Regions from separate parts of the Homo sapiens genome. Here region 1 is linked to region 2. Evidence: chromatin loops called from intact Hi-C (ENCODE). Cell type or tissue: CD4-positive, alpha-beta T cell. All regions are shown on one strand. Each heading gives the region's core, and the rest is flanking DNA. Links, peaks and the distances in the headings are about the cores only. Region 1 overlaps SEL1L3 (SEL1L family member 3). Region 2 overlaps LINC02357 (long intergenic non-protein coding RNA 2357).

Region 1 (15,817 bases), core at 3,406-11,405, 240 kb after region 2:
ACTTTTTGATCTTTGCAAATCTAGTAGGGAAAAAATGGTATCTCAGTGCAGTTTCAGTTTGCATTTATCTTACTATGAATGAGCATTTACTTGTTGATTAGCTATGTCATTTGCTCATTTTTGTATGAATTGTTAGCCTTGTTTCTAATTGACATTGACTATCAGTTGCTTTAAAAGGGAGACACCACCCCCTTGTACAGAAACCTTTGTTGATTCTTTGCTGTCGGTAGAATAAAAGTTCACATTCGTTGGGCTGGGACTCAATGTTCTCCAGGGCCAAACTCTACTTTTCTTTTTAACCTCATACCTGCGTGTCCACATAGCTGCTTGCTATTCCCCAAGTACACCTGCATTCCCCTGCCTCTTGCCCGGCTTATGCTGTTCACACCCCTTGCAGTGCCTTTCCCTTGTGTCTCTACGTGAAGAACTTCTTTTCGTCCCTCAAAGCCCAACTGAGATACCGTTTCTTCCATAAAGCCTATCCCAGACCTTCCAGTTAGAATTATTCTCTCTCAGTGCTATGCACCCTTGGGCTTGTTTACAGTTTGATGGGAACACTGACCACGTTTCGCCTGTATTGCCATTATTTATAGACACGATTCCTTGATACCAAATTTCATGTCTTGTCCATCTTTGCCTCTCCCGCAGCTCTAAGTCAGAATTGAAAAAAGGAGTCCTTATTTTTTTCCTCAGAGGAGACCAAAGTGACTTTTTTCTTTTAAATTGTGGTAAAAATATGCAAGCATTAAAATGTACCTTTTTAATCATTTCTAAGTGTACAGTTCAGTGGTGTTAAGGACATTCCCACTGTTTTGCAACCAGCACCACTTTCTGTCTCACTATTTCATCGTCCCAAACTGAAACTCTGGACCCATTAAATCCTAACTCCTCAATCCCCTCTTCCCTTAGGCCCTGGTAACCTCTTTTCTCCCTTCTGTCTCTGTGAGTTTGACTACTCTAGGTGCTTCATGTAGGCGGATGATATAATGTCTGTTCTCTTGTGTCTAGCTTGTTTTCCTTAGCCTCATCTCCTCAAAGTTCATCCATTTTACAGCATACATCAGAATTTCATTCCCTTTTATGGGCTGAATAATATTCCATCCCATGTATATACCACATTTTTTCTACCCATTCATCCATGGATGGACCCTTGGGGTTGCTTTTGGCTAGCGTGAGTAATGCTGTTATGAACACGGGTGTACAAACATCTCTTCAAGTCCTTGCTTTAAATTTTTGGGGTGTATATCCAGAAGTGGAATTGCTGGGTCTGATCATACCATAATTCTTTTTTGAGATGGAGTCTCACTCTGTTGCCCAGGGTGGAGTGCAGTGGTGTGATCTTGGCTCACTGCAACCTCCACCTCCCGGGTTCAAGTGATTCTCCTGCCTCAGCCTCCCAAGGAGCTGGAATTACAGGTGTGCACCACCTTGCCCAACTGATTTTTGTATTATTAGTAAAGACAGGGTTTCACCATGTTGACCAGGCTGGTCTTGAACTCCTGACCTCAAGTGATCCACCCACCTGGGCCTCCCAAAGTTATGGGATTGAAGGCATGAGCCACCACGCCCAGTCTGATCATATGATAATTCTGTGTCTAATTTATTTGAGGAACTGCTATACTATTTTCCATAGTAGCCACACCATTTTACATTCTCATTAAGAGTGCATAAGGGTTCCAGTTTCTCCACATCTTCACCAACACTTGTTATTTTCTCTCTGTGTGTATGCGTTGTGTGTGTTTAATAATAGCCACCCTAATGGATATGCAGTGGTCCAAAGTGACCTTTTTCTATTGTGTTTTGGATACTTGAATCACAAAGTCATATTTAGGAGAGCTCTTAGCACTCACATATCAGCACCTCATGCTCAAAACCTTGCATTGATTTCATGACCAGATAAATAAACATTCAGCTAAAATCCTTCTTGGTGCATGTAGCATTGTCTGTGGTGAAAGAATCAGACAACACAGCCCATCGTCTGAGCTTACTTGTGTGTGACCAGGAGCAATAGAAGCCTCTTGCCTGTCCATATATCATGCAGGCTTGCCCTGGCTTCAAACTTATGGGAGAAAAAGGGGCCAGGTTGGCATCCCTGTTATGTTCCCTCGAGGGTGCACTTTTCACTTTTCTGCCACCCTTTGATTTGGTAGTGTCTGACCCACCATTTAAAGTCAGGACAATGGTTTGAAAATGTCTGAAGCTGCATTGTCTCTGTTTTATTCTAAGGCAGGTTCCCTTGCTACTGGATTTGTTGTGAACCAACTTCTGCCTTTGAAAACCAACTCTGGAATTATTGCCATGTAGATGTGACAGTCACATTCTGATCAGCAGATGTTACTGTGTCTGGGGAGAGAGTTTAATGTGGCCTCATCTTCCTTTGTATTTGTGTGTTGGTTTTTCCCCAATTCTTCAGTAGTGGTTTTGACATCTTTTATCTCCCGCATTCATTCATTGCTTTATGTAGATTGATATTTTTTTATCCCAGGAAAATAATGATTCAAGTATCTGTTATGATGAGGATTTTTAAACTTTCTGTATTTCTTACTTTCTTTTTCTTTTTTTCAGAATGTTGTACCATCTTTGGGTAGGCAGACTTCCCTGACGACATCAGTGATACCCAAAGCTGAGCAGAGCGTGGCTTACAAAGACTTTATTTATTTTACTGTCTTTGAAGGAAACGTTCGCAACGTTTCTGAAGTCTCGGTTGAGTATTTATGCTCTCAGCCTTGTGTTGTCAATTTGGAAGCAGTTGTTTCATCTGAGTTCAGAAGTAGCATTCCCGTGTACAAAAAAAGGTGGAAGAATGAGAAACATCTTCACACCAGCAGGACACAAATAGTACATGTGAAATTTCCAAGCATTATGGTTTACAGAGATGATTATTTCATCAGACATTCCATCTCTGTATCTGCAGTGATAGTACGCGCCTGGATTACTCACAAATACAGTGGCAGAGACTGGAATGTTAAATGGGAGGAAAACTTGCTCCATGCTGTAGCAAAGAATTATACCCTCCTGCAGACCATCCCGCCTTTTGAACGCCCTTTCAAAGATCATCAAGTGTGCCTTGAGTGGAACATGGGTTATATTTGGAACCTTCGGGCAAACAGGATTCCACAGTGTCCTCTGGAAAATGGTAGGTCATCTATCTTGCTAGGAACCTAATTCTCATTTTTTCAGATAGCCTGTATCATGATCGAATGGCAAGAGAAAATTCTTCTATTAGCGAAGGGGGATACAGGGAAGATGGAGGGACACAATGAGTCTGTAACTTTGGAGTTTGAAGACAAAAGGAGAAAAATTAAAAGGGGAAGAGAGGAGAAAGATTAGGAGAGAGCAGGACCAAAGATGAAAGAACAGAACAGAGGAGCTGAGGAAGGTGGACTTTGAGAGGGTTAGATCTGCTTTAAGCTGGAAAGGAGTATTCATGCCACCGAAACAAGGATTGGGAAAATCTTCCCACTCACCTTCCAACAAGCCTGCTAAAGTTTCCTCTTTTTTTTTTTTTTTTTTTTTTGAGATGGAGTCTTGTTCTGTTGCCCAGGCTGGAGTGCAGTGGCGAGATCTCACTCGGCTCACTGCAACCTCCGCCTCCCAGGTTCAAGCAATTCTCCTGCCTCAGCCTCCCGAGTAGCTGGGATTACAGGCACCCACCACCATGCCAGGCTAATTTTTGTATTTTTAGTAGAGATGGGGTTTCACCATGTTGGCCAGGCTGGTCTCAAACTCCTGACCTCAGGCGATCTGCCTGCCTTAGCCTCCCAAAATGCTGGGATTACAGGTGTGAGCCACCATGCCGGGGCCTCTATTATTTTTAAGCAGAGTGTTTTATCCTGGAGGAGATGAGAACCTAAAGGAACCCTTCCAACAGAAAGGGAGGTTGTACCACAGAATGGTAACCTCTGGCTGGGCCTGATTCCTGTCCTGCCACTTTCTATCTCTGTAACCTTGGAAGTCTCTGAGCCTCAGTTTTCCTATCTGTAAAATGGGGATAACAAGCAGTTCCTTCAGAGCAGTGCTGTGAGGACTAAATGAGATGTGATTGCTCAGCACATCATCAGCACTCAGTGAGAAGCTGTGATGATGATAGAGTCCACACTCTGCATTTTATCCTAAATGCCACATGGTCACAGCCTCAGCAGGACCAATCCCGGAGGCTCCAAGGCCCTTCTGCAGCCTCCCTTAAGCCGTGGGGCTGGAGATCTCAGGCATGTGCTGAGAGGCGGCACTCTGAAGTTCTCTCCATTGGTGCAAGGAGCGCCTTGCTCTGTGGATGCCGAGTGCCTGCCAGCTCTTCTTCTGCCCCCTCAGTGGGGAGCCCTCCCCACACATGCGCCCAGTTGTTTCCTCAACTGTGGCCCTAGGACCACCTGTGACAGAATCACAAATGCTTGTTGCAAATGCAAATTCCTAGGCCCAGTCCTTCATCTACTTAGTCAGGATCTGCGGGGGTGGGGGAAGGCTTGGAATCGGCATTTTAAACACCTTCCTCACGACTCTAATGCACCCTAAAACTTGAGAACCTGTGGGCCAGGGACAGAGCTGGTTGGACTTAGGATTGCTATGGTTCCCGTGTCCCGACCCCCAGCCAGGCTTGGCAGGCAGAGGACATCCATGGATTTGTGGCAACAGACCCTTCCACAGGAAGTGCCTGACATTTCATCAACAGGATGGGTTTGGGACAAGGTGACTTAAGGACATGCACTCTAAGTTTTTCCTTTAGTGATCAATTTCTTGTCATCTCTGGGATGTGATTTCTGTTGGGCTATCTTTGGGGGAAATAATGACTGTGGCGATTTCTTGGTACTGTCCCAAAACAGCTCTGCATATAATGAAAACTGAAAGGACCTGTGTCACCATACATGATAGTTGGTCAGAAGCCACTTACCCTAGAACTGGCACATTTGATATTTTTCAAAACTTTTTCTTGTTTTGAGACAGGGTTTCACTCTGTTACCCAAGCTGGAGTGCAGTGGCACGATCATAACTCACTATAGCCTCAACATCCTGGGCTCAAACAATCCTCCCACCTCAGCCTCCTGAGTAGCGGGGACCATGGGCATGTACCACCACACCCAGTTTATTTTTTTATTTTTTTGTAGAGATGGGGTCTTCCTATGTTGCCCAGGCTGGTCTTGAACTCCTAGGCTCAAGCAGTCCTCCCACCTTGGCCTTCCAAAGTGCTGAATTAAAACTATTTTGAAATAAGTATAGATTCACAGAAAGTTGCAAAGGGTACAGGGTCCCTGTGTATCCTCACCCCCGCTTCCTCATTTTCCATAACTACAGTGCAAAATCAAAATTGGGGAAGTAATGCTGATCTAATACTGTTAACTGGACTCCAGACCTTACTCAGATTTTACCACTTTTTACAGGGGGTCCTGTGTTTGTGTAGATCTATACAATTTTAACCTACATTTTAATAACCCTGTCTGTCTGGTTTATTCTGCATTTGTGCAGTGCTTTAAATGAAAAGATGTCTAGAAGATGAAAGTAAATTCCCTTTCTGTGTGTGTGCACATAGTGGGGAGGGTGGGATGGGTAGTTAAATGTCTGAAAGCAGTCAAGTCAATCATTTTGATGATCAGTGTGCCTCCCTCTTCCAGGCAGAGCCCCATGCAGGCATCTGTCTGGAATACCTTCCACAGGGCCACCTAATTTGTTAAGGGGAAGATAGCGTGGGGCACACACAGCCACAATTTGCTGTACCTCCGACTTTGTCAGGGATTAATGATTCCATTTCATATTTGACAAATCATGTATTTCTGATTGAAGAATGACTGAATTGCAAGCTGGAAGTTTCCAAATGAAATCATTTAACGAACTGGCTCAGTTCTTAGGGCACCTGAATATGCCCTTAAAATGTGAAACGTCTTTTCCTTCTTTTGTTGTTTCTTCTCATATTCACAAGGCTTAGGAACAGCACAGTGGGATTTTTCTCCTCACCTGCTTCAGAGCATTACCTTAGGAGTGAGAATTAAACCATAACGCAGAGAAAACCCTTTCCCAAGAGTTAAAGTCACTGAAAATGGTGGGGAGCTCCATGCACCCTCAAAATAAGCTCTGATTACAAGGCTGTGATTTGTTTACCGAAAAAGGGGCACACATTCTTCCTTCTCCAAAAGACAGATCACAAGAGGGTCTGCAGCAGTCCCATGGAAAACATCCATGACCTTTGTTCTGGATCTGGGCTGTGGGGATAGAAGGGGGCCAAGCCTCTGGTTTGTTCTTAGCAGGGGCTTCTTGATGAACAAGAATCAAGTCAGAACAAGATGGCATTAGTGAGGCTCCGAGCTGAGCCACAGGGGGCCTGTCATGTATGGTCCCTGTCTCAGCCAGCACTGATGTGGGGTTTCAGGGAAGGTTTTCTGTGTCAAGTGCCTGGTGTCCTACGATGGCCCTGCCTCTGAACTGAAGTACTCCCTGACTTGCTTTCATTTTCCTTTTCATGTATAAAAAGAGTCAAAGTCCCTGTGCCCGGGCGTTCTGGAAGTGTGCTTGGAGGGCCTCCATCGCTGGCTTTGCCAAGGCTCCCGAGGCGAGGGCCACGTGTGTCCAGACACGGCTCTCAGCAGCTTATCTCCTTTGCCAGGCCAGACCCGGCCAGGCCATGAGGCTGATTTTTGGTGGAGACGCAGCAGACGTTTACCCAGCCCTGCAGGGAAAACCTAACCCAGATGAGAAGTCGGTAGCCATTGGGAACACGTGTGTGCCACGACTCGGCCACATGCCCCCGGTGCACGTGTTACTGCTGCATTCTGGGTGTGGGGGGCATATGTAGCCATAGGCAGACTGTGGATCTACCTAATGTGGCTTATTTCCTTGAGGGAGGGGACTGGGCGTTTCTGTTGTCCCTCCCAAATCACATGTGTGCCTGACTCACGCTGGAGTCACAGAAAGAAAGGAATCAGCCATGCAGGCCAGTGACTTGGGCCCCAGACCTGGGGACCCACCTGGACTTCTCTTCCTGTCATACTCTATTTTGAGAGTCACCTAGTGCTGGCTGTATGTGTCACATATTCAGTCCCTTCTTGCATTTCTCACCACGTGGAGTGCCGTCATCCTGGTCTAAGCCGTCATCCTCCTGTCTGGACTCCTGGCACTGCCTGCAAGTGGCCACCCAGTTTTGCCCGTCGTACCCTCCTCACCCCCCACCAGCAGCCAGTGCAAGGTGATTGCATCACTGCCTGATTAAGCCCCCCAGTTCCTCCCATAATCCACTGATCCCAGTTAAGATCAACCCATGCCCCTTACTCTGTGGGAATCTGTCCCTGTCCCCTTGCAGCCTTGTGTCCCACCACGCACACCCTTCCCCACTGCTTCCAGCCACAGGGGCCCGCTTGCTTCTCCTGGAGCATACCAAGTTCATTCTCACTTTGGGACATCTGTGTGACTGCTCCCTCCACCTAAGATGCTCTTCTCCCAGATCACCACATGGCCACTTCCTTACCTCACCTACCCCTCTGCTCCAATGCCATCTCCTTATCTAAGACAGCAGGCCCACCCCCACCGCCCTGCCTGTCATTGTCCACCTTCATTTTCCTTCCTGGCCTGATCACCACTGGACAGTTTCAGTAAATATCTTTAGTTGCCTATGTGCCTATTTCCTGGCCCACACTGGAGCACAAGCTCCATGAGGCCAGGGGACTTGTTTGCTTTGTTCTGATGCTGATCATAGGCCCCTGCACTCATGACTACTTGTTGATTGAATGAATGCTCTTAACCAAGAGGGAAGGACAGTTTGTGAACATCACACACTGATACCCTTGCAGGGCTGTGTTGCCACATGAGGGAGGGTGTGGGGGTGGAGGTGGCAGTGCTCCTTCCCTAGGGCCACTGCACACACTCCACAGCTTCCCAGACAAACCCACCAGGGCTGCGCTAGTTAAGGCTGCAGGCTCCTCCTGTTCAGGGATTCTCCTTTGCAGCCACAGGTAAGCTCAGCTTCCCCTTTGTGGTTTAAGTCTTTGATTCCCCACCCCTATGTCTTTGCTAAAGCAGTTTCTTTTCCTTAGAATAGCTCCTGTTCCGCCCCGACTCCCCCTGCCCACGAAGCAACACCGCCCCCCACTGCCACTTTCCATGTCTGCTTGGCAAAATCATGCCCCTATTTCAACAGCCTGCTCAAATTTCTAACACTTTTCTAGCCCCCACCCTGAAGTTTTGTTGAGTTTTTTTTTTTTTAATTTCCACAACCAGAAATTAACTTCATAAATGCTGGCCATCAGAATGCTGTGTTGGTACTGCTCCTATGACACGTATCATGATTCATTCAATTAAACAAAGATTGACTGAGCACCTACTATGTATCAATTTCTTTACTGAGTGTGGAGGCTTAAAGATGAGGACAAAGCCACCCTCTTTAACATGGCTACCAATAGTTACAGTCACTTACTGCTACTGAACATTTGCTATGTGCCAGGCACTGTCAAAGTGCTTTATGTGGTTTACGTGGTTATCTAATTTTTTTGAGACAGGGTCTTGCTCTGTCACCCAGGCTGGAGTGCAGTGGCGCGATCTCAGCTCACTGCACCCTCCGCCTCCCAGGTTCATGCGATTCTCCTGCCTCAGCCTCCCGAGTAGCTGGTGTTACAGACACGTGCCACCACACCCAGCTAATTTTTGTATTTTCAGTAGAGATGGTGTTTCGCTATGTTGGCCAGGCTGGTCTCAAACTCCTGTCCTCAAGTGATCTGCCTGCATCGGCCCCCAAAGTGCAGGGATTACAAAGTGCTGGGTGAACTACAGCGCCTGGCCCGCTGTTATTTAATTTAATATGCCCAATATTCCACCAAGGAGAAAACAGAAAACTGACTCAGAGAGATAGAGTAGTTTGTCTAAGTTTGCACAGCTATTAATGAAGATGCTGGAGTTTGAACCTGGATAGTTTGGTTCCCAAACCCCACACTTATTCATTAGGCTAAACTACCAGGTGATGTCATGAAGCTATTTATTTATTTTAAGTCATTCATTCACTGAAAAAAAGTTCCTGAGCAATCTGTGTGTGTTAAGCACTTTGTGTGGCTTCTTCAGAGGAGGTGACATTTTGACAGAGACTTGAAGGATGTGTAGAGTTTTCATGGATCAAAAAGGAGGGGCTGGGTGCAGTGGCTCACGCCTGTGATCCCAGCACTTTGGGAGGCTGAGGCAGGCAGATCACTTGAGGCCAGGAGTTAGAGACCAGCCTAGCCAACATGGTGAAAGCCCATCTCTACTAAAAATACAGAAAATTAGCCAGGCATGGTGGCATGCATCTGTGGTCCCAGCTACTTGGGGGGCTGAGGTGGGAGAATTGCTTGAATTCAGGAGATGGAGGCTGCAGTGAGCCAAAATGGTGCCACTGCACTCCAGCCTGGGTGACAGAGCAAGACTCTGTCTCAAAAAAAGAGAAGAAGAAGGAAAAAAAAAAAAGGAATGAAAGAAGGACATTGAGCTTTCAGGCAGAGGGGAAGGCATAAGCTGTGGCACACAAAGGAGAAAATTCCGGATTGGGAAATGGTGATAAGCCTTTGTTCCTTGACGGGAAAGATGGCAACAAGGGCTTCATCTCACAGGCTAGCTTGTGTTGCTTGGGGGTGGCTGCCTAGAGCATGGTGTTGAGTAGGATTCTGAGGATGAGTCTGCACTTACTGAGAAAGAGTGCCATGTCCATCAGTTACTGTCTGCCATGGAGTGGAAATGTGGACTAGCAGCACACTTGCTGTGGTTTATTTTCCAAGGTATAATCTCAGGTGTGACATGGGCAATTCAAGAAGTAAGACTGGATAAGCAGTTTAGGAACACTCTTGGAAGGTTCTTAAATGCCCTAATGTTTAGCTTTATGAACACTTCTCTGATCTTCCCTCTTAAATAAGAAACTCTGGGGCAACATGGCAGTTTTCTTCTTCTCCACTCTTTTCGTTTCAAAAATGCATTCTCATCTTCAGATCCAATGGACTGGAAGTATGATTTTTTATAACAAAATTTCATTACAACAAAATGATTGAAAGTTAAGTCAAGTGTTGGAACCAGCCTTGACTTGTCTTTGTGAAAAAAAATGGTTTATGCAGCAGGACTATTCAAGTCAATGTCATGATAGTACTTTTAGTAGTTATAAACTATATATTTGGCATTAAAAAAAACAGACCTAGTTCCTTTTTTTCCAGTTAATCATGGTAGTCTGAATTTTTCAGTAATAACACTAATTAATGCCTAGCATCTACATTCCCCTTTATGATTTTTCGAAACACTTTTTTCACACACATTGTCTCATTTAATCCTCATAATAGTACCATGGGAAAGACAGTATTATTCTCAACCTTTCTTTAACAAAGAGGAAAACCGAGGCTCAGGGAGTTTGTTTAACTGGAGTCCAGACTTCCTGATTCTTTTGACTTTGCTATGCCGCCTCTCTGAAATATGCTAATACAGTCCTAACCCAGGTTCTAAATTAGAAAGAATACTTTTTTTAAAGTTGAATTTTTATCGATGTGAATCATCCTGTTTTCTTCACCCACTGGACTTTGTGTCTTTGAAGCGGATTGGGCAGACTTGGAGGCCGAGGGTGGGGAGGCCTTGGGATGTAGCTGGCTCCTTCTATATGCCTGCCCGGAAGTGCTCAGAGCTTTTGTTCTTTTCTTTCGTAGACGAAAAAGTAATACGTGTACACGGTAACAATAAAAAAATTTAAATAGCGTGAAAAGGTTTAGGGGAACGAGTAAGTTTCCACACCCCTCCCCCTCGAATCTTCTGGTCCTTTTCCCAGAAGTAAATTCATTAGCAACAGTTTCTTGTGTTTCCTTCTAGAAATGTTCTCTGCACATACAAGCGTTAAGTTGTGTCCCGTTTTCTTCCTGCACAAATGAGAGGATTCTAGAAACAGACCTGCGCTCATTAACAATACAGTAGATTTTTCTGTACCAGGACATGCTGCCGACCTCATTCTTTTCAACAGCTCCTTAGCGTTGCATCGCCTGACAGACCGTAATTTATTTAACCTATCTTTTGCTGATGATCATGCTGTTGCTTTTAACCACAAGGCTTCACTGAACATCCCTGTACATGTATCTCTGTGCACACTCATAAGCATGTTTGGAGGATAAATTACTAGGAGTAGAACTGGTTTTATTCTTAAGATTCCTGCCATCGAATGTTCCACAGACTTCCTTAGGAACCTGCTTCACTGCCTAGTATCCTTTCTGGAGGAAGTTCTGACCTAAATCATATCTGCTAGAAAATCGAGTTTTTATTCTCAGACTTTGGCTTTAAAGAAAATTAAACACCTTATTGGCCACTGGCTTTTGAATGTCCTGTGTTTGGAAAGCATTATTGAGCTGCCTGTGCTCTGGCTTTATTTCTCCAGGTTGAGAAATCTTCGCTTCTTTCCCCGCAGATTTTGCTTACAGACTTGTAGTCATTGTGATTCCTTGCATTGAGACCATCTTCAGCTTCTCTGAAGGTGGGCTGATGATCTCAGTGGCTTCATTGCTGTGTGTTCGAAGCACATCTGGAGTGGGGTTTTGTTACACAGAAGTGTTACCTTTGTTACGTGGAAGTGTTACCTTTTCCCAAGCAAGGGATCTGTGTCAGGGTTCTGATCACTCAGCTGAACCAGAGAATGGGCTACATAATCGTCCCTTAACCCCACCTGACCCAGGGATGAGATTTAACATATTTAACAACCAGTGAGGGGTGGGGGCCTCGGTGAACTCCAGTGGGTGCTAGCCTTAGTGCTGAAGCCGGCTCCAGAGGCCGCTGTTGGGCCAGGCTCTAACTTGAAGGAGGGGCCAGGGTGGGTGGCGGGGCCTTGGAGGTTCAAGGTGACATCAATTATCAAACCAAAATAGAAATATTTCAGTGTTTTAGCAACCAGTATATCCGCACAGGTCATGCCCACTGAATATCAGCCGAGGTTCTCTCTGGGAGGACTTGTGAGAAGAAAAGCCCATTGGTTTGCAGTGGGGAGGCCAGGTTTGAGTCATATTAGAGCTTCTTCTAGCTATGAAATCTTCAATAAGACACTCACACTTTTCTTGTCTCCAAATGGAGGGGTTTGCACCATATAATATCTGTTGCCTCTTCTTGCTCTAAAATTTGAGGAAATAATACAAGCAAAACAGCAAAGGGTTCCTAACATCAACTGTTTTCCTGGCATTCTATGTTTATGTCTTAATGGTGTCTTTGTTTGTTTGTTTGTTTAACCTAAGCTCTTCATGCAAAATAAGCTAAAGAAATGAATGTGGGGAAAGGATTTGAAAGAAGAAAGGTCATTCTTTGGCTTACGCAGTGTGGTGCACATTACAGAATTGTGGACAGTACTAGGAGGAAGGGAGACAGGTTCAAATCCTGACTTGGCCACACCTATATTCATTCATTCATCAAATATTTATGGGGTCTTTATCAAGTACTGCACACTGTTCTAGATTCTGGGGATGGAATAGTGAATAAGTAAGGCCCCTGCTTTAATGAGTACATCCTAGAGGCAAAGCAGTAAACTTCTTTGGACCTAAGTTTTCCTACCTGTAAATTATTTAGTGGTGGATGGCACTGGTATTGTTGCTACCCATTCCACTGCCCATGACAAGACATCACTAGTCAATTATAGCATTGCACTCAGCCATAACCAGTTATTAGACAATAGATCTATATGTTATCCTGATAAATAACATATAGGATAAATAACATATCCTATATGTTATTCAGATGAATTTTAAAGTCTTCTCCTGCTCCAAAATTAATTCTTGTTCATTACCTCTAATTGTAATCAAAAGACAGTATCATACTGAGGGCAAACTGCACTAGGAATCCAAATTATACACATCGCAAAGCTACAGATTTGAAAGAAAACTACCATTACTTTGGTTTTGTTGGGTACAAACGGTATGTGTTCTTGTAAAATTATTTTAGATCTTTGGGGCTGAGCTTTTTCCTTCATAATCTATTGCGGCAAGTTCTCCCGTTTGACCTGCTTTATTTTGGTCTTTGGACAGGGAAGAGCTCATTGTCATTCACGTTTAACTCTTTCCACTTTAGAAACCTCCTTTATGAAGCTTTTTTTTTTAATTGGAGTCAGGTTGGGCAGAATTGAATCCCATTTGTTTTGACAAATGTTTCCACTGCACACTAGATCACTCAACAGCCATCACCAGCAGAAGGCTTCCTAGGGGTCTAACGTGGCCATCTGGTCTCTTCTGCTCCACTCAACATAGTGGAAGCCAAACCAAAGTTGAGCTGATGTCAACTTCCTTGGTGAATTTTTCCTTCAGATTCCAAAGAAAACCTTTGCAGTACTTCCATTTCTCACCCCTCTCACCACCCCCGTCATAGACCAGCAAGTCCAGTGGGCCCAAATTGAGCTCAAATTGAAAAAACAAAGGGTTTCAAGTGCTTCTGTTGAAATTGATAACTCCACTCTTTTGGATTTCCAAATGCATCTCTACTTGTAACAAACCATGAAGATTTGTGGCTACTGGGGAGAAATTGGCTTATTTAATCTTATTAAAATACACAAGGGCCTGTGATTCTAAAAACTGCTCTTACGATTTCCAAATTGTAGTAAACCAGAGGTACCTCTCTATATAATAAAACTTTTTATTTCCTTTGGGAAATGAGAGCTGGGATGTCCAGCATCCTAAGCTGAAGCCCCCATAATTTGTGCCGATATTGGTGTTTGATGGATTGCACATAAATCAACTCTTCTCTCTCCAAGAGGCCCAGGAAAATAGACTGTTCCCACCATTTAATCATGAATGTCTAAACTAAGGAGTATTTTAAGCAGAAGAAAAGTATCCCTTTTTTTTGAGATGGAGTCTTGCTCTGTCGCCCAGTTTGGAGTGCAGTGGTGCCATCTCAGCTCACAGCAACCTCCGCCTCCCAGCTTCAAGCAATTCTCTCGCCTCAGCCTCCCTAGTAGCTGGGTTTACAGGCACGCACTACCATGCCCGGCTAATTTTTTTTTTGTATTTTTAGTAGAGATGGGGTTTCACCATGTTGGCCAGGCTGGTCTCGATCTCCTGACCTCAAGTGATCTGCCCACTTTGGCCTCCCAAAGTGCTAGAATTACAGGTGTGAGCCACCACGCCCAGCCAAGAAAAGTATTCTTATTCCTAGGTTGAGTTAAGTGGATTCTCTTTTCTTTAGTTGGGGAGAATAGGGAAAACCAAAAATTCATACTTAGGCTTGTTGAAAGTGTTAGGTATTAAGTATAGATGAAATAACTCAGTTCTCCCTTTAAGATTTGTTGTGAACATCCCTATGCTTTTTAGAGCTATAGAGAAGAATTCTTTCGTGTTTGTGAAATAAAATGGAAGACTTTCCAATGTTAAGGTATATGGTTAGTAATTTTTATGTAGGGTAGTATGTTGAATTTACTGTGGAAAGTTTGCACAGAAGAAAAAAAACTGCAATTTTAAGAGTATGGATTCTGAAACCAAAGAGCCTGAGTTTGAATCCCAGCTCCATCTCTTATTTAACCCTCTCTGATGCTCAGTTTTCGATCTGTTAAATGAGGATAATAAAAGAACCTATTTCATAGTTTGTTGTGAAATGAAGTGAGATTATCCCTGAATTGGGCTTAGCATATTGCCGGTGTACACTAAATATTACTTACTATTTTGGCAACCGTGCCTCTGTTTTCTCATCTGTAGACTGGGGATAATAATGAAAATGAAATGAACAAATTTATGTAGCACATTTACAGAAATGTCAGGACCATAGTGAGAACTACAGAAGTGTTAACTTACTGTTGTAACACAAATTCAGATACTTTTCTTAGCATTCAGAGGGCAAGATGTGAAATGATTATGAACACAGAAGCCTGAGTTCAGAACCTGAATTGTGGTTCTATCACTTATTAACTTTGTGAACTTAGCCTCGGGCTTTTCATCTGTAGAATGGAACTAATAATAGAATCTACTTCACAGAGTTGTTATGAAAAGTAATTGACATGGTCTCTGTAAAGTGCTTAGCATGGTGCTTGGCATTTATTCAACAGATGTTTGCTAATATTTTTAGGGTATCTCACTTAAATGTTTGATTGGAGCTCAGCAGAGGCTTTCAGGATGAATGTGGTTTGGGAAGGAATGTTTTTCTGGATATAATTGAAAGGGAGCCATTTTGCTGTTTGCAGATGTGGTTGCCCTGCTTGGCTTTCCTTATGCCTCCAGTGGAGAAAACACAGGCATTGTCAAGAAGTTCCCGAGGTTTCGGAACCGAGAGCTGGAGGCCACTCGACGCCAGAGGATGGATTACCCAGTGTAAGGATGGGTAGCAGAAGGGAGCTGATCGGGCGGTGCTTGTTTTATTTGAGGACCAGAGCAGGCTAGTGGAAGAATTCCTTAGGAAGACACACCTTCTTGGTAAGGTGTTTTGCAAAAATGTTGAGATTTCCATGGCTTAGACAGAATTGGTGGACCTGAAAACCTCAAATGAGTCTTGAATTATTCTTGGCATTTAACAATCCTCAATTTGCCTTAGCCTCCTTACATGACAACGAGTAGACAGCAAGGTGTTGAAGCCTGAGGCCCTGCAAGGTCTCAGGTGCAGCCAGCCAAAGCCAGCACACATTGCAGCCTTGGCTTTGCCTTTCTGTCGTGGAAGATTGGACGAGCTGTTTGAAATCTCACAACTTCTGATCTCCTCCATTGATTTCAGCAAGACCCAGATATATGTATTTTTTTTCCTTCTGCTGAATTGAAGATGCTGAAAATGGTTCCTGGTTCACCTCATACCAGATGGATTTAGCAGAGTGATTTAATTCTTCCCATGCTGCTGGCTGTAGAAAGATCTTGAGTCACTTTACCGAGCGTATGTTCTTGCTAAGCTTCCTTGTAATAACTTA
Region 2 (15,817 bases), core at 4,119-12,118:
GCTTCTTTCATTAGGAAGTCTAGGGTCCTGGGACCTCTTTTTATTTTCCACTATCTTTCCCTTTGAGTTAAAGCGATATAATTCCTTTAAAAAATGTTGTGGGCTTCCTGTGTATCAAATTATAATCCATACCTAAGACAAAAGAATATCTGTAAGTCTCTTTGAGACAGAACCCTCAAGTCAGTGTGTGGTGAGGCAAAACATTTATAATTCTCAGAAGTGCTACTGTCTGATTAGGAGGGTCTAGAAAATCCCTTTAGCTATTTGTCTAATTGGGAGGTCCATGAGGCATCACTTTAAATCTTGCTGATATTTCAACAAAGGTTCTCACAACCATAGCCCTGATCTGTTCTTTACCTGGAAGCTATGTTTTCTTGGATTTGATTTTTGTCCTTTGGTCATTTCTTACTTTGGGAATCATTTGTTTTCCAGATAATCTGTGAATATAAAATTGTTTAAAAAGATTCCCATCAAGCAAGCCTTGCCTTGGAAATATTGCCTCTAAATTCTGCTTGAAAACCAATCAGTTCTTTCTTAAGCTCATCTCACTCCTCCCTACTTAAAAAAAAAGCTGCCATTCTGCTTGGAAATCTTCTTAGCCAGATACACACATTTATAGGTGTTCTTTCTATCTTTCCTGTCACTGTGGGCAACATTTCACCAATTATTCTGCCAATCCATAACCATGTCCCTGTTAAATTAAATTTGGCCTTAAGCGTCCTCCACACTTTGAATCCTATTGCAACCTAACTTAAGAGTATATTCTTGTAACAAATAGCTGAGTCTCAGCCAACCACGGCAGCCAAGCTTTCGTTAATTGCAGGCTGCCAGCTCCCTGTAACGTCCTTGAGAAAAGAAATCACATCCTAAGAGAAGCTATGTTATAGTGATATAAAGCCCATAATCTGGAGGCGTAGTGTCTGCATTGACATCTCATCTCTACTGTTTACTATCTGGATAATTCCAGGAAGGCTACATAGCCATTTGGTGCCTTGTTTCTGCATCCATAACATAGGCATAATACTAACAGGTAAGTACCTTACAGGTGTGTTATGAAGATTAAATGAGTTAATACATCTATTTTAAATAAGCAGTATCTGGTACCTGGAAGGAGGATAGGAAACACAAGTTATTCTTATTAACGATGATGATTTATTCAGTACCTAGTGCTTAATAAATACAGATGCTCCTGATACTAATAGGTAAGTACCTTAAAGGTGTGTTATGAAGATTAAATGAGTTAATATATATATTTTAAATGAACAGTGTCTGGTATCTAGAAGGAGGATAGGAAATGAGCTATTCTTAATGTTAACGATGATTTTATATTCAGCACCTAATGCTTGATAAATACAGATGCTCCTCAACTTACTATGGGGTTTCTTCCTGATAAACCCATCATAAACTGAAAATATCATACACTAAAAATGCATTTAATCCACCTAACCTACTGAAGCTCATAGCTTAGCCTAGCCTGCCTTAAACATGCTCAGAACACTTACAATGGCCTATAGTTGGTCAAGCTCATCTAACACAAAGCCTATTTTATCATAAAGTGTGGGAAAGCTTGGCGATTTATTGAACAGTGTACTGAAAGTGAAAAACAATATTGTATAAGTACTCCCAAGTATAGTTTCTACTGATTATGTATCATTTTGGCACCACCAAAATTAAAATATCAGAAGTGAACCATTGTGAGCCTGGGACTATCTATGGTTGTTGGCTTGAATTCCTTCTTTTTTCTTTTTAACTCTAAAGTGCAACCTTCCATTTTTTCACCAAGTCCCACAATTTTCTGTTTAAGTCACAGATTGTCTTGAACATTTGAATGGTGGGATTTCCACCCCCCACACCTGCTCCACCCACCCCCATTCCCTCTGACCTGGGGACAGCTGAAGAAGTAGATGACATCCAAAGATACACTTCTATTTGCCATCTCTGCACTGGGGAATGTCTCCTTGGCTGACTCAAAGGTTCTTCCCCAGCACCAGCCAAATGGAGATATAATATCAGTCAGTTGCTACTACTTCCTCATCTGCCCACATCCTGAGCAAAACAGGGGAATTCTTCACATACCCAGAGGAGTCCCTAAGGTAAATAGTCAAATTTCAATGCCTAATTGCCAACTATGATTCAAAGATAATGTAGCAATGAAAAAGCATGTGAGTCCCTTGCCATAAAAACAGCTCTTCAGAGGAAGGGAGTGTCCCCTAAGAGCCACAACTAGCCAAGAACCAGAAATAGCGAGTTTGTTTCTTAGCTATGTCTCTAGTTTCCTGTATAAAAATAAAATGAAGTGAATCATGTTTGCTCCCTAATCCCCACCAGCCTGGCTGCGCCAGGTGTCGGGACGTTTTCCTACAGCCCTATTCTGAGAACCTCTTCCTAAGATCTCCTGTGAGAGCCCAAAAGGAGAAGACTGGCTCCTAGAGCTCCTCATGGGAGCGCAGCATCTGAAAGGATGCCATCAGTCTAAATGGCCTGCTCCTTTTTCTTGGTACTTTAGAAAATATGTCTCTTTATACAATGCCAACAAAATGATTTGGTTATTTAAAAAATACAATATAATAAGATTAAAACACTTCCCTACAATGATAACCTATATCAAAACAAAAGCAAACACAAGAAGTAATACGCCTTCTCTTCATCACATAGAATCACAGGGTTTCATACAGATTCAGCCAGGAACAGCCTGAGATTACTTTAATGCAGTGCTTCTCAGTGAGGGTATTATAATAAGTTGAGGCTTTCTGGCTCCTTCTCAGGACCAGTAATGCTCGGCTCCCCTGCCTTCCTATCCCCAGGTATTGCAACAGTCAGATAGACTTCCACAAATTTCCAAACACCATCCCACATCCCCTGTCTCTGGGCACAGTACCACAATCCTTGCTCGCACTTGCCCCATTTGAATATCCTGCACTGAGAAAAGTTAAGCAAGGCCAGGCGCGGTGGCTCATGCCTGTAATCCCAGCACTTTGTGAGGCCGAGGCGGGCAGATCATTTGAGGCCAAGAGTTCGAGACCAGCCTGGCCAACATGGCAAAAACCCCATCTCTACTAAAAATACAGAAAAATTAGCTGGGTGTGGTGGTGCATGCCTGTAATCCCAGCTACTCAGGAGGCTGAGGCATGAGAATCATTTGAGCCTGGGAGGCAGAGGTTGCAGTGAGCTGAGATCACACCACTGTACTCCAGGATGTACTCCATCCTCGATGACAGAGTGAGACTGTCAACATTTTGTTCTCCATTTTCCAATGAGGAAACTGAGGCCAGAGTAATTAAGCAGTTTTGTCAAAGCTCACATCATCAAGTAATTGAACTGCAATTTCAAAGTCATTCTTATCTCAGTATGTTGTGCTGCCTCTTATAACCCCAGATGGTGCCAGGACAAGCACAGATGTGGGTTTTAATTTAAAACATTTATCGAGAGACTTCATGAAGTCTTAGGAATCACTTAGGAATGCCGTCGTGGTCAAGTGACCAGTTAATGAAGGGGCTCCCCACACTGACGAGGAAACCACCAATGGGTTGAGATAGTCCCAAGTGAAACTGTCCTGCACCGATTATTTCCCTAGCAGCATCCATGGCTAGCAGCATTCCCTAGCAGCATTCCCACGAGGGATCTTAGTGGCCAAGCAATAGTGTTTCTGCATCTCTGGAAAAGTCCACTCTGACTTTCAGCCAGAAAATAATTGTCTATGTTCATAAATTGGCAAAATACATTTCTTGCTACAATAAACAGGACTGCATCTCAGCAGGGGGTGGGGGAGCCTTTGGATAACTCTCCCTAAAGCTCCCTGCATCTTTTTGTATTTTCTGTCATCCCTGCAACTCACATAAACATTGTCCAGACCTCAGAGATATGACATTAGCTGGTTCTTTTTTAGTTGATTAGCTCTTCTGATATATTAGTAGATTATCAAAAGCAGTTTCAGTATGTCATAAAATCTGTTTGGTATTAAGTTGTACATGATGTGTTTTTCTCCATCTAGCTAAATAGTTTCCTTCAAATCTGGACCAGATGAGCACCCTGGGACTTGCATGAGCTCATGTGTGTATCTGCGTGGAATGCAGTACGTTGGGTCCCATTGGATGTGTGAGCATGTGTTTGGCCCCAGTGGAAATATCCTTAGGCACCGATGCCTCAGTTAGGGAAAAGATAAAGGCACAAGCTCAGATAACACATCTGCAAAATGTTAACGTCCTGGTGGTGCTCTCTATTCGAGCCACTTTTCCGGTTCTGTTTGATGGCTAGTTTAGGCAAATTGTGACGAGCATGAAATTGCCTTGATTCAGCAGCCCCTTGGGACGGGCATCTCATCCCTGCTCCCGCTCACTGTGCCTCTTGCTGCCGCAGGCTCACTGAGGCTCCATAGCTGGCTCCTGCTCATTCATTCAACAGGTCTCTTTTGAGCACCTATGATGTGCTAGGCACAGTGGAAAGAGGAGACTAAGAGCAGCCCTTGTTTCTGAGATATGGAGGAGGGTATAGAAATGTGAACCGACAATTGTGTTACAGCAGGATAAATATATCTACTGGAGCAGAAGAAGGGTCCAGACTAGTCCTGGGGAGAAGTGTGGCTCAAGAAAGCCTTCCTGGAAGGTCTACCCAGGAGCAGAGAGTTGAAGAAAACCCAAGAATGAGAGCTGGCGCTGGCCAGCTGTAAATAAGAGAGAGGTACCCCTTCTGGCCAGGAGCAGTCTCCTGCAGGCCATGCAGGTTGGCAGGCCCAGTGTGAGCTGTATTTAGTCTCTCCTCGTCCTCTCAAGTAGTGCCCTTGAGAAGTCAGCAACCTGCACAACCTTCCATGGGATCCTGGGATTATCCATGCCTTTTAGTTTCCTAGGGCTGCTTAACAAATTATCACCTACTGGGTGGCTTAAAACAACAAAACTTTATTCTCTCATAGTTCTGGAGGCCAGAAGTCCAAAATTAAGGTGTTGGCAAGTCCATGCTCCCTCTGCGGGCTCTAGGAGAGAATCCTTCCTTGCCTCTTCCGGCTTCCAGTGATTCCTCTGGGCAATTCTTGGTTTCAGGTTGCACTGCATTGCTCCAATCTCTGCCTCTGTCTTCACAGGACTGTCTGCTCTGTGTCAAATCTCCCTCTGCCTTTCTCTTATAAAGACACATGTCATGGGATTGGGGGCCCACTCAGGTAATCCAGGACGATCTCATCTTGGGATCTTTAAGTTGCTTGCATCTGCAAAACCCTTTCTCCAAATAAGGTCACATTCTCAGGTTCTGGAAGTTAGGACAGGGCATATCTTTTTGTGGGCCACTACTCACCCCAAGAGACCAGGTGAATAAGGAAAAAAGTATTTTCAGACAGGAAGAGCAGAGGATGTAAAGGCAAGGAGGTGTTTGTGGACTTGCTTCGTTCTTCAGTGGCAAGACTGCCTGGGGCTTAGGCTGCCAGAGGTGTGGTGGGGAGCTAAGACTGCCTTGGGAAGCAAGGAGCTGGTCTCAGAGGACCTGGAGTGCCCAGCCAAGAGGCTTGAACCACAGCCCAAAGGCAATAAGCAAGCTTTGCAAAATTTTAATTTTAACCTAGAAAGATCACGTGGGCTGATGGTTAGAGAATGTACTGGAGGCCAGCAAGACAGGAGGTGAAGAAATTCCTTCCAGAGGATGTTGCTCTTCCTCAGGTAAGGAATTTGGTGGCCTGAGCTTTGGAGAAGAGGTTATGATGGTGTGACACTGAGGAGAGGGGACCACACACAGCACTTGGTGGCTGATGTGAGCTGAGTGGGGAGGGAGCACTATTCCGGAGGTGTCCTGGCCCCAGCACTGCCCATCGTCCACCTTCAGGCAGCTATGGATACACTGGCACTGCTCTTCACAGATCAGCCCTTCGCACTTGAGAATTTGAACATGAATTTTCAAGAGCTTTGAAAGCACTTTGACACAAAAGAACATCCCCAAGAACTGGGTTGAACACTGACCTCTCGAAATTCATGTCTTCCTCGAACCCGTGGGTGTGACCTTATTTGAAAGTGAGTCTTTGCAGATGTAATTATGTTAAGGATCTCAAAATGAGGTCATCATGGCTGATCCAGGTGGGCCCTAGGTCCAACAGCAAGTGTCCTTATGTGAGAAACGCAGAGAAGGGACACTTAGGGAGAAGAGGGGGCCGTGCGAAGATGGAGGCAAAGATTGGAGTGACGCAGACACAAGCCAAGGAATGCCAAAGATTGCCTGGAGCCACCAGAGGCTGGAAGAGGTAAGGAGGGATTCTTCAATAAAGCCTCCAGAGGGAGCATAGCCCACACCTTGATTCCAGACTTTTTGGCCTCCAGGGCCATGAGAGAATAATTTCCTGCTGTTTTAAGAAACCAAGTTTGTAGTAATTTGTCATGGCAGCCCTAGGGAACTGCTACAGATTGACAATGAGCATGAAATACTTTGGACTTTAAAATAATAAGAAAAAGGAAAATAGCAAGATGACTAGATAGATGACTAGAAGTATGGGAGTTTCGTACTAGCAGCTATTCTTGTTCTAAGAAAGGGGCCCCTTCAGCCTTCCTGTCACTGTGCCATAAGGGACCAAGCTGTCTTGACCTTTTAAGTGAGTTTGCTAATCTCTCCACCTGTTTTCTTTGCTAATATAGCTGTTCTTTCTGTCATGCTAGTGTGCACCCGGGGAGCTGACAGAAATCATTGGCTCTTGATACTGATCATGCAATAAAAATGGCAAGCTGATTAGTCAGCCAGAAAGGAGAAGCCTTTTTCCCATTAGAGGCATGATCTAATGCTGTAATCACCTAGCCTGCTGACAGCGGCCAAGTGCTTGTGGTCGCAGAGTCCTCAGAACAGGTGAACCCTGTTAAAAAGCACCCTTCTCCATGGTTTCAGCTGTCCTGCAGAACATCTTAAGTCTCAGTCCCTGAAATATAACAATGAGACGGAACTCCTGTGTCCCTGAGTTTATGACAACCTTCCAAGACCATCCTTTTTGTAAAAAATATATATATATGCAAATAAAAGAACTCCAGCTTCCAAACCAGGAGGCTTCAGGAAGCCCAGGGTTCTTCCAAGGAATGTAGACACAGTCTTGGCATTCACTTACCATTTCTCCACCTGGATGTGTGTCCCTGATCCAATGGATTCAGTGCCTCCCTTCACCCCAAGACAATGCTAACATGAGGCTTTCTGGCTCAACTGAAAGCTTGAAAAAATTTCAGTGCAGAGAGGGAAAAATGAAGCTCAGTGTCAGCCATGACCAACCATACCCCAAGTCCTTGGGTCAAATCTCATCCCACCCAATTCCTACTGGTCTTCCTTCACCTTCAGGCTCCCAGCACATTGCCAGGTGTGCTCCTATGCCGTCTTTACCTCCACACCGGGGTTTGCATTGACTGTGTTTCTCTTTCCCTGAATGCCGTGCCCCCACAGCCTCTTCCCTCTGTCTACCAGTGGAAGCCCCAAATCCATTAACATCGGTACAATCCTCACTCTTTTACTTTGGTAGACACAGAGCTTGAGTGTTTCCTTGTCTAGGCTTTCCCATCCCAGAACGGAATTTCCTTTTGCACAAATAAAAGCTCAATTAAGAACGTTTTCTCCACCAGAAAGCGGGGCCCCCACAGACTAATTTGGGTTTCCATTTTTAGCAGCACAAAGAATTGGCAGAAGCTTTGAAATTGCAGTTCTTCCTCAAAGACGCCCAAGAGCCCAGATCCAATTCTGAGGCAGAATCAAAGTTCACCTACTGAATTTCCCTCCTCTTACTTCCATGACAGGGAAAGCTTTCCCCAAGCCCTCAGAGAACTTGATCTTTGTAAAGTAGAAGATGCAATTCTTCTCCCAGTAATCAGCACTGGGTGACTTTGATCAAGAAGGTTAACTGGTCTGAGTGTTGGACTCCCTAGCTATAAAATAGAATTAATAATACCTTTTCGCCATAGGGTTATTGTAAGAATATTTAAAGAAAGAACTTAAGAAAAGTGTCTGGCTTGGTGTGTGGCACACAAAATACGTTCATTACTTCTTCCTTTCATTGTATGATTAAGCAATAGTTTGCTTTGTTGCCTTATACAAGGATTATAATATAGTTCTAAGGATTATCTGAAGTTCAGAAACTGGTTAGCGAAGATACACTGAGCTCTCAACAAAGTCAACATGCACTGCATTATAGAGTGTTCTCTTGGCTCCATATCTGCACATGCCTGTAATTATTTATTTGAGATGAATTCCCAGATATGGAATTCGTGGTCAAGAGGTACATACATTTTTAGGACTGCCGCTATACATTGCCAAATTGCCTGACAGAAAGTCTGTGCCACAGACTTCTTACCTCCCCCACAGAATTGTGTCCGAGAGCCTATTTCTTGAAATCTTGAGTTTTTCCTCAAAATGTATTAGCTTGATGGGAGAAGAGCGGTTGTGGAATTGTTTCTCAAACCTGGAAAACAAGCATCCCACAAACCCAACTCACTTATTTTAAAAATGAAGATCCTAAGACTCAGAGAGATTAAGTGACTTGGCGAATTCATCTAATTAGTAAGACAGCCAAAATCCATACCCCATGTTTCCTAATGCTGGAATTCTTTCCATTATACCACTCCAGAGAGAGAGTGTTAGCCCTGAGGTGAAACCACTCAGGGACTGCTTAATAACAAAGTTCAATTAGACCAGAGGGAAGGCGCTGTAGAGAAAAGTGCTAATGCAGAGAGCTTTAATTAGTGTCTGGCTAATTCATCCTCAGATAAGTACAGTGTAGTGTTTGTGTTAGCACCACCTACTGGTGAAAATTTAGACTTGTACAGGATTCCTTTTATGGAGTTGCAGGTAGAATGGGAAAAATCTCCGGAAGATTTGGACTGCTTTAAACTGTCTTATTCTAGAAAGAAGTCGGTAGAAAAATGAGTAGGTATGGAGTCATTGAGTCATGAACCATAAGGACTTCAACTTCTGTGGTCTCAGAATTGCTGTGAATGAAGTTCCAATTTCCTGCAGCAACAAAGTCAGTTTCCTGTTCTTCCTATCGGCTATGTAGAATGTAAACCTCTTCATTTTTCTATAACCTAATTTCTAGTTTAAGTCTACATTCTTCTAGTGGCAGGAAACTTAATATATAGTGTCTTCCTGGTAAAAATCACTCACTTCAGTGTTTATGCAGTCATGCCGGTTTCAGTCACTCAATTCAAAATTTCATGCCCTTCCCTTCTTCTTGGGGTTGCTGGTAAGATCCTGGAAATATAGGATGGTGTAGGTGTAGAAAACGGGGTTCTGGGGGACTGAGAGAGGGATGGGGTGGTATGGTCCACAGGCATCCTTAGCCTGAAGCAGACCTGGTCTTTGGCCATCAGCACCTATGCGTAGTGGCACCCAGGGGCCATACTTGGAGGCTGCCAAGTCCTCCATTGTTAGAAAGCCCTCCATCTCCACTGTATCTTCTTGTCCCAACCTCAAGCTCTGCTCAGGTCTGCGGCCCTCTTTTGGCCATTTTGTGCCCATTTTGGAGGCAGGAGCAAGGGAAACTTTAGGATGCTCTCTTACATGGGCCTGGCTGTGACAGATCGGGGGCTTTCCTGGGGCCTCCCCACTGCTTTGCTCTGTTGCGCTCTCTTCTCCACTATGGCCAGCATACAACGCAGGGGATGGCAAACTATGCCCTGTAAAGGGCCAGACAGCACGTATTTTAGATGAGTACTCCACTCTGTTACTGTAGCACAAACGCTGCCACAGGCAATAGATAAATGAACGGGCATGGCTGTGTTCCAATAAAACTTCACTTACAAAAGGAAGTGGCATGCTGCATTTGGCCCTCAGGGCCCTTGATGATCTCGGTATGTATCTGTGCTGTTCTCCCCTAACTCCAGGCGTCTCCCGTAGATCAGGGCACACATTCTCAGGTCTTGGCATTACTAAACCTATCTTGATGATTTATCACCCGCTACCCCACTTCAGAAAATCACAAGACGAGGGAGCAGGCAAAGTGCAGGACCCCTCAGGGCTATGTCAGCATCTTCTTCTTCCCTTCTCCTCTTTCCCTAGCTAGAGCAACCATCCTTTCCTCTCTTTCCATTCTCTTGTTTGTAGTATAAACTTTTATGTCGTGCTTACGTGGGGCTTAGCCTTTAGATTTGATCACACTTTTCTATCACAAACCTTGGCTATGGAGGACCCACCCAATCTCTGTAATAAGAGTCAAGAGCCTAAATGATTCAAAGTCAAGAACTTGACATTTGTTCTGTGTTCTTCATAATCCCTCCCTTCCCTGTGAGTAGTGGATACCTGGAGTGACTGGGAATATGGTCCCATGATGTCCTCTAACCCTTGCTAAGTTCTGGGCTTTGACCAAGCCTCAGCCATACTCTGAGGGCAGCTGGATTCAGGTAAGTTTGCTGGTCTGGTATTTGTTCCTCTGTCTTTATCCTATGAGGAAATAAGAAGAGTAAGGTTAACTTGACATTGTTAAAAAAACTGCTCACTCACATGAATAGAAATGAATCCTTTTGGGGCAAAACCATTTAGAACAGAGCGTTTCAAACTGCAAATTGCAACCCTTTAGGGTAGGGGTAGGCAATTTTTTTTCAGTAAGGGCACAAATTGTAAATATTTTAGGTTTTGTGGGCTGTACTCAACACGCAACTCTCAACTCGCAACTGCTCAACTCTGCCACTGTAGTGCGAAAATGATCAAAGACAATGGGTAAACAAGTGAGCGTGTCTGTCCTGTAATTAAACTATTTATGAATACTAAAATGTGAATTTCATATAATTTTCACCAGTCATGAGATATCATTCTCCTTTTGATTTCTTCCAACCACTTAAAAATGTAGAAAATTTTTAATCTTATCTTTTTAACTTTTATCTTATCTTTTTTATTTTATTTTTTGAGACAGAGTCTCAAAAAGTTGTATGGAGTGCAGTGGTGTGATCTCAATTCACTGCAACCTCTGCCTCCTAGGTTCAAGCAACTCCTGCCTCAGCCTGCAGAGTAGCTGGGACTATAGGCATGTGCCACCATGCCCAGCTAATTTTTCTCTTTTTACTAGAGACAAGGTTTCGCCATGTTGGCCAGGCTGGTCTCAAACTCCTGGTTTTAATGCAATCTGCCCACCTTCGCCTCCCAAAGTGCTGGGATTGCAAGTGTGAGCCACCGCGCCTGGCCAAAAATGTAAAAAACATTTTTAGCTTACAAGCCTTACAAAAAGAGGTGGTTAGTTAGATTTAGCCCTGGGCCATAATTTGTTGACCCCTCAATTAAGGGGGTCATGAAATCAGTTAAGTGATACTGGACAAAGAATTTTTTTAAAAAGAAATAAGATAAAGTAGAATGAAGGAGACAAAATATCAGAATATACTGTACACAAAAAAGGTTTTGTAAAATGTTGATTTCAGTTAATACACATTTGTGTGTATTGCACTGTGATGCAAAATGTATTTCTTGCTGTGGAATGTGGCTGGAAAAAGTTTGAAAATCAATTTGGAGAAACATTTCTTTCAGTGTGACATTTTTATTTCCAAAGAGTTATGCCTTTGTTTATTCCACACACCTTAAGATTTGATGTTAGTGTTGCCAGATAAAATATAGGACACTCAGTTAAACTTGAATTTCAGATTAAAAATAAATAAATTTTTAGTATAACTATGTTCCATGCAATGTTTGGGAAATACTCATACTAAAAATTACTCATTTCTTATCTGAAATTCAAATTTGACTGAGTATCCTGTCTGTTTTTCTAAACCAGACAATCCTATGTGGTATATTACAATTGGTTATTATTATTATTGTAATGATCTTAAAACTCAGGTAGGGGCAGCCCAGTTCAGCTGGTAACTTAAGGGAAAATTGACATTTAACAGTTCTTCCTATATGCCAGGTTTTGTGCCCTCTCACAATTGCAGAAGCACTAGCCCTCACTACAGCCCTCTAGGAAAGGTACAGCTTTGTTATCTTCACTTTACAAGTGAGGAAACTGAGGCACAGTCTGACCTCAACAGGGGATTTAACAGTATAAGAGGGATGGTTCCAAGTCCTTGCCACACCACCAGGCTGTTGGGAAAGGCAAGCCCTGTGAAAGGGCCACCAGCTGTTCTTGGTCCTGGTGGTGCAGTCAGGAAGGCGGAGGGGACAGTGGGAGTGGCAATGAGGGTGCATTGTCCATGGAGTATTGAGCCCAGTGTAAAGATGATCGAAGTCATTTTATATTCACTATGCAATGCCAGTGATAACCTGTCCCCTCCCCATCGAGGCTGACTTCCCCACCCGCTTGACATGCCACTATTTGGCATATGATTGGTGCTCAGAAAATGTTACTTTCCTCTTTCTTCCTGCTCTTCTTTTCTCTACCTTGGCAAATGAGTTGCAAACCACTTGCCCATTCTGATTAGTAATGACAGCCTGGACTGCTGGATTGGGAAGGATTCTGGAGTTGAGTCTTTGCTCAGAGTAAATGAGTGCTGTGCTCTGGAGGCTCATCTGCTAGAGAGAGGTAAGAAGTGGGTACATAGATAGATACCACCTGCCACCCTATAGTTAAACGCTTTAACCTACAGAGCACAAGCAAGCATGCTGAGCAACGATTCCCCGCAAGCCCAAAACTCCTTCCCACTTAAGACAAAGTAAGAGAGGAAGAGGAAGAGAGTTTCTATCCATCACATCACCTTGTCCCACCCCCTCTAACACACGCAACTCCTGAGTGACCTGGAGCTAGATGCTGGAACACAGATTGGAGAGGCACAGGCAGGCTGGACAGGCAGGCAGGGCACAGGTTTGCTGGGCACCAAAGGCCAGAGGCAAGTTAATATCTCCCCTCCCACTGCCCTTCGCTGCCTGAAGCTTTTGCACTCGGCTCACCATAGTGTGACCAGGTGCCTCTGTTCACATGCGCCTTTTTGGAAGCTGTGGGGAGGAATGCCCTTCCTTGACTCAGTTATGTGCATGGCTGGAGGCAGGGCTACAAAAATAGACTGAAGGCAAGACTTTCCACTCTTCCATTTCCCCAAAAGTAGTTTCTTCTTGGACACAAACTGCCATCTTCTCTAAATTCCCAAATTGAGTAACCACTTGGAAGGCTTTCTTGTTTTTTTTTTTTTTCTTTTTTTTTTTCAAATGATTTTTCCAGCTGTAATTTTTCTTCAGTATGGAATTTTGCTCTTTCTGCCTTGAACTTCATTATAAATCCAAGTTTAAAATCAGAACTATTATAAATAGCCTTTGTGTACAGCAAGCGTTTGGGCATGCCATGTTTTAACCTTGAAGTAGCCTCCCATTTAGGTGGCTCTATAATTCCTCAGCTTGTCCGTTTATCCTCTGCCCCCCCAAATTGGAGGTAATATTAGAAAGGCCATGTGCGGGCACACCTTCAGATGAAAGGAGTTGATATATTTAAGCGCATGTTTAAGGTCAGAGAGAAGGAATGTTCAAAAGCATAGAAAGGTATTCGGATAGTTTCTTGGATATTTAATACCTTTGGCAACACCTTATTTTCTTGAATTAGGGTCTTGTGGGTCTAGAAATGGCTTCCAAAACTATTTAGTCAATTTCCTCTTGGGGAGCGGTGGTAGAAAGGGGCAATCCTTCCTCTTACAGCTCAGGCCAACTTTCTATTTTGTACAGAGGTGAGGATATTAGTCATGATATGAAGGAGAATCCACGACATTTTGATAATTCTGGCATATGTACATCCGAAAATTGCAAATTTAATTTTTCTTAGCATACCAGAGAGACGAGTCTTCAAGGAAATGGGTCTGACTCTTGAGCTTTGTTTGGTGTTGCTTTGGCCAAATGATTTGGTGAGTCACTTGTTATGGCTTTCCCTCGGGGTTCAGTGTTGTTTTTCACTGTGCCCTTAAAACCAACTTCTAGGCCACTTAGGTGTCTTGACCAGACTTTCTGGGGCCATATTAATTCCAACCTCAGAAATTTTGTTCCTGCTTAGATATCCCCAGGTTTTCTCTCCCCTACATCTATCCTTCTACACAATCCAGATTTCAAGGTCCCTTACAGATCTCAGGTCGGTCAAGCCATCCTTGACTTGTGAAAAACCCTGCGATTTCTCCCATCTTTGAATGCCTTTTGGGATCATCATCAATATCTAATCTTTGCACTTGATCTCTAAGAATCATCTACATTGTTTAAATTTTTCTTAAGGGAAAAGGCTATGTCTTACGCTTTTTCTATATTTTCCAAAACACCTGCCCCATGTTGGGCATGCCCCAATCAATACTGGATTGATAAATGATTGAGAAGTCTTCACTAGGCCTACAGTTCATGCATCTATAAACATGGAGCTTCCCTTTATCTTTGTAGGGTTTGACCAGAATTTGCCCCCAGCCTTACCCGATTACAGGAAAAATAGTGTTCAAAGTAGGAAGCTAGTTCTGTGAATCCACATTTCCTTTGTTGGGCAATGATCTAGCTGCATGTGGCATAACATTTGCTGACACACAGTGTACTCACTCTTTTTTTTTTTTTTGGTCAGAAAAAGACTATTTCCATTCAAGTCACAAGTGGTGAAGGGTGGTGTGGTTTCTCTGTGACCTTAGGCGAGTCATTTCACCACCTTCAGCTGCAGTTTCCTCTTCTACAATTTTCCACCTCTAAGGTTGGCAGTTCTATGGTTTGGGGGCTGCTCAATGCTTCTAAGATCTCATCTAACAGATTTGTTTGCATGACAATGGGAAGGATTCTAAGGTTCAACTTCATTCTCCGCTCTGGATCTAATGTGGATGGATGGGGCCAGCAATGCTAGTAATTATTGGCTGGGACCTTCTCTCTGTATTAACCAGAGCTCCTTATATCATTCTAGCTAGCAGCTCAGAGCCTACCTTGAGGATGGCGGCATTAATCTGTCTGCTTAGGGACATCTAGACATTCTGCTAATCGTTCTTGCTACCACTATGGATATCCCTGATAGTGCAGAATCTTCTGCCTGTGGTTCTGTAAATGGGCCAAGTTAATTCTTCTGTTAGAGCCTTTGGAAAATTCAAGACAGGTACCAGTGACTAATAAAGTGACTAATAAAGGCTATATTAAATGCCCTTTCTCTTTCTTTTTTGTGGTTGATGCAACAACAAGATTGTCTAGTCTTGTTAGCCATAATTTTATAAGTTGTTGGCTTTGGTGATATATTTCTGCTTTATCATTTTAGGTGTCACATCTTGAGGACAGATGTCTTGTGTAAGACATGGGCTGATTTTCACTCGACAAAAATTGGCCCTTGTGTTAGAGGGAGAATAGAGGAAACCACTCTATTATTAGACTTTGAAATGAATGTTTATGGCCCTATAAAGTGACTAGCTAGTCTGCTGTCTGCCATGATTGAAGAGAGATCTAAAGCTAGGTCTAATTAAGAAATATCTATTATCTGATTGCTGTTGTGTTTAATAAGCTATTTAAAACAGAGAAATTATTTTGTGGAATTTAAAAAAGTGAGTTGATTGGATGCATCGGATTTGGACTTCTAAAGGATTTGCAGCATTTTTTCCTAAAAAGGCATTGTTCAGTGGGAAGTGACAGTGGGATTATTGCTCCTTGTTAAGTAAATTCAGCATGTGATTTATGTGCTTATATTTCCATGCACATTCAAGGAACCAATTCTCCTTTGAAATTTCCAAAATAGTGATGCCAAAAGAAAAAAAAAGAAGAAAGCGAGGAAGGAAAATCAGAGTTTCAGAAGAAAGTAAGCTGTTTGGATTAGAACTGAAACCACATGGGGTCCAGAAATCTTGTAATATTCTGCCCATTAAAAGTTCTTCTGCAAATAAATGTGCACATGCAAAAGTGGGGGTCGGAAAGCCATCCATTTGGATTCAGCAGCATGTCAGCCTAATTATACTAGACAATGCTGAGCTCAGTAATTCCACTT

What was found. Peaks named below come from ENCODE experiments on the same cell type or tissue, not always from the same donor. Only the 100,000 strongest peaks of a DNase experiment are listed, where the experiment ranks them.
Region 1: it touches region 2 in a loop (2.4-fold over the local background); 3 of 110 quality-filtered maps call a loop at or near these places.

The regions. Positions count from the first base shown.
Region 1 is chr4:25,834,613-25,850,429 of GRCh38, reverse strand. SEL1L3 (SEL1L family member 3) reads left to right here. Exons shown (of 24, transcript NM_015187.5): 2 at 2,566-3,136; 3 at 15,107-15,233. Among named protein-coding and RNA genes, the nearest start is that of SEL1L3, 20 kb to the left of the region's middle. RefSeq lists a silencer at 4,229-4,523 and an enhancer at 6,129-6,897. In CD4-positive, alpha-beta T cell, for the core only: a CTCF peak has its summit at 8,101 (motif pointing left); a DNase peak (open chromatin) is centred at 8,039.
Region 2 is chr4:26,075,010-26,090,826 of GRCh38, reverse strand. It overlaps LINC02357 (long intergenic non-protein coding RNA 2357), which reads right to left. Exons shown (of 3, transcript XR_925506.3): 2 at 10,237-10,377. Among named protein-coding and RNA genes, the nearest start is that of LINC02357, 12 kb to the right of the region's middle. RefSeq lists enhancers at 2,028-2,137, 9,448-9,627, 15,816-15,817. In CD4-positive, alpha-beta T cell, for the core only: CTCF peaks have their summits at 8,560 and 8,761 (motif pointing left); a DNase peak (open chromatin) is centred at 8,736.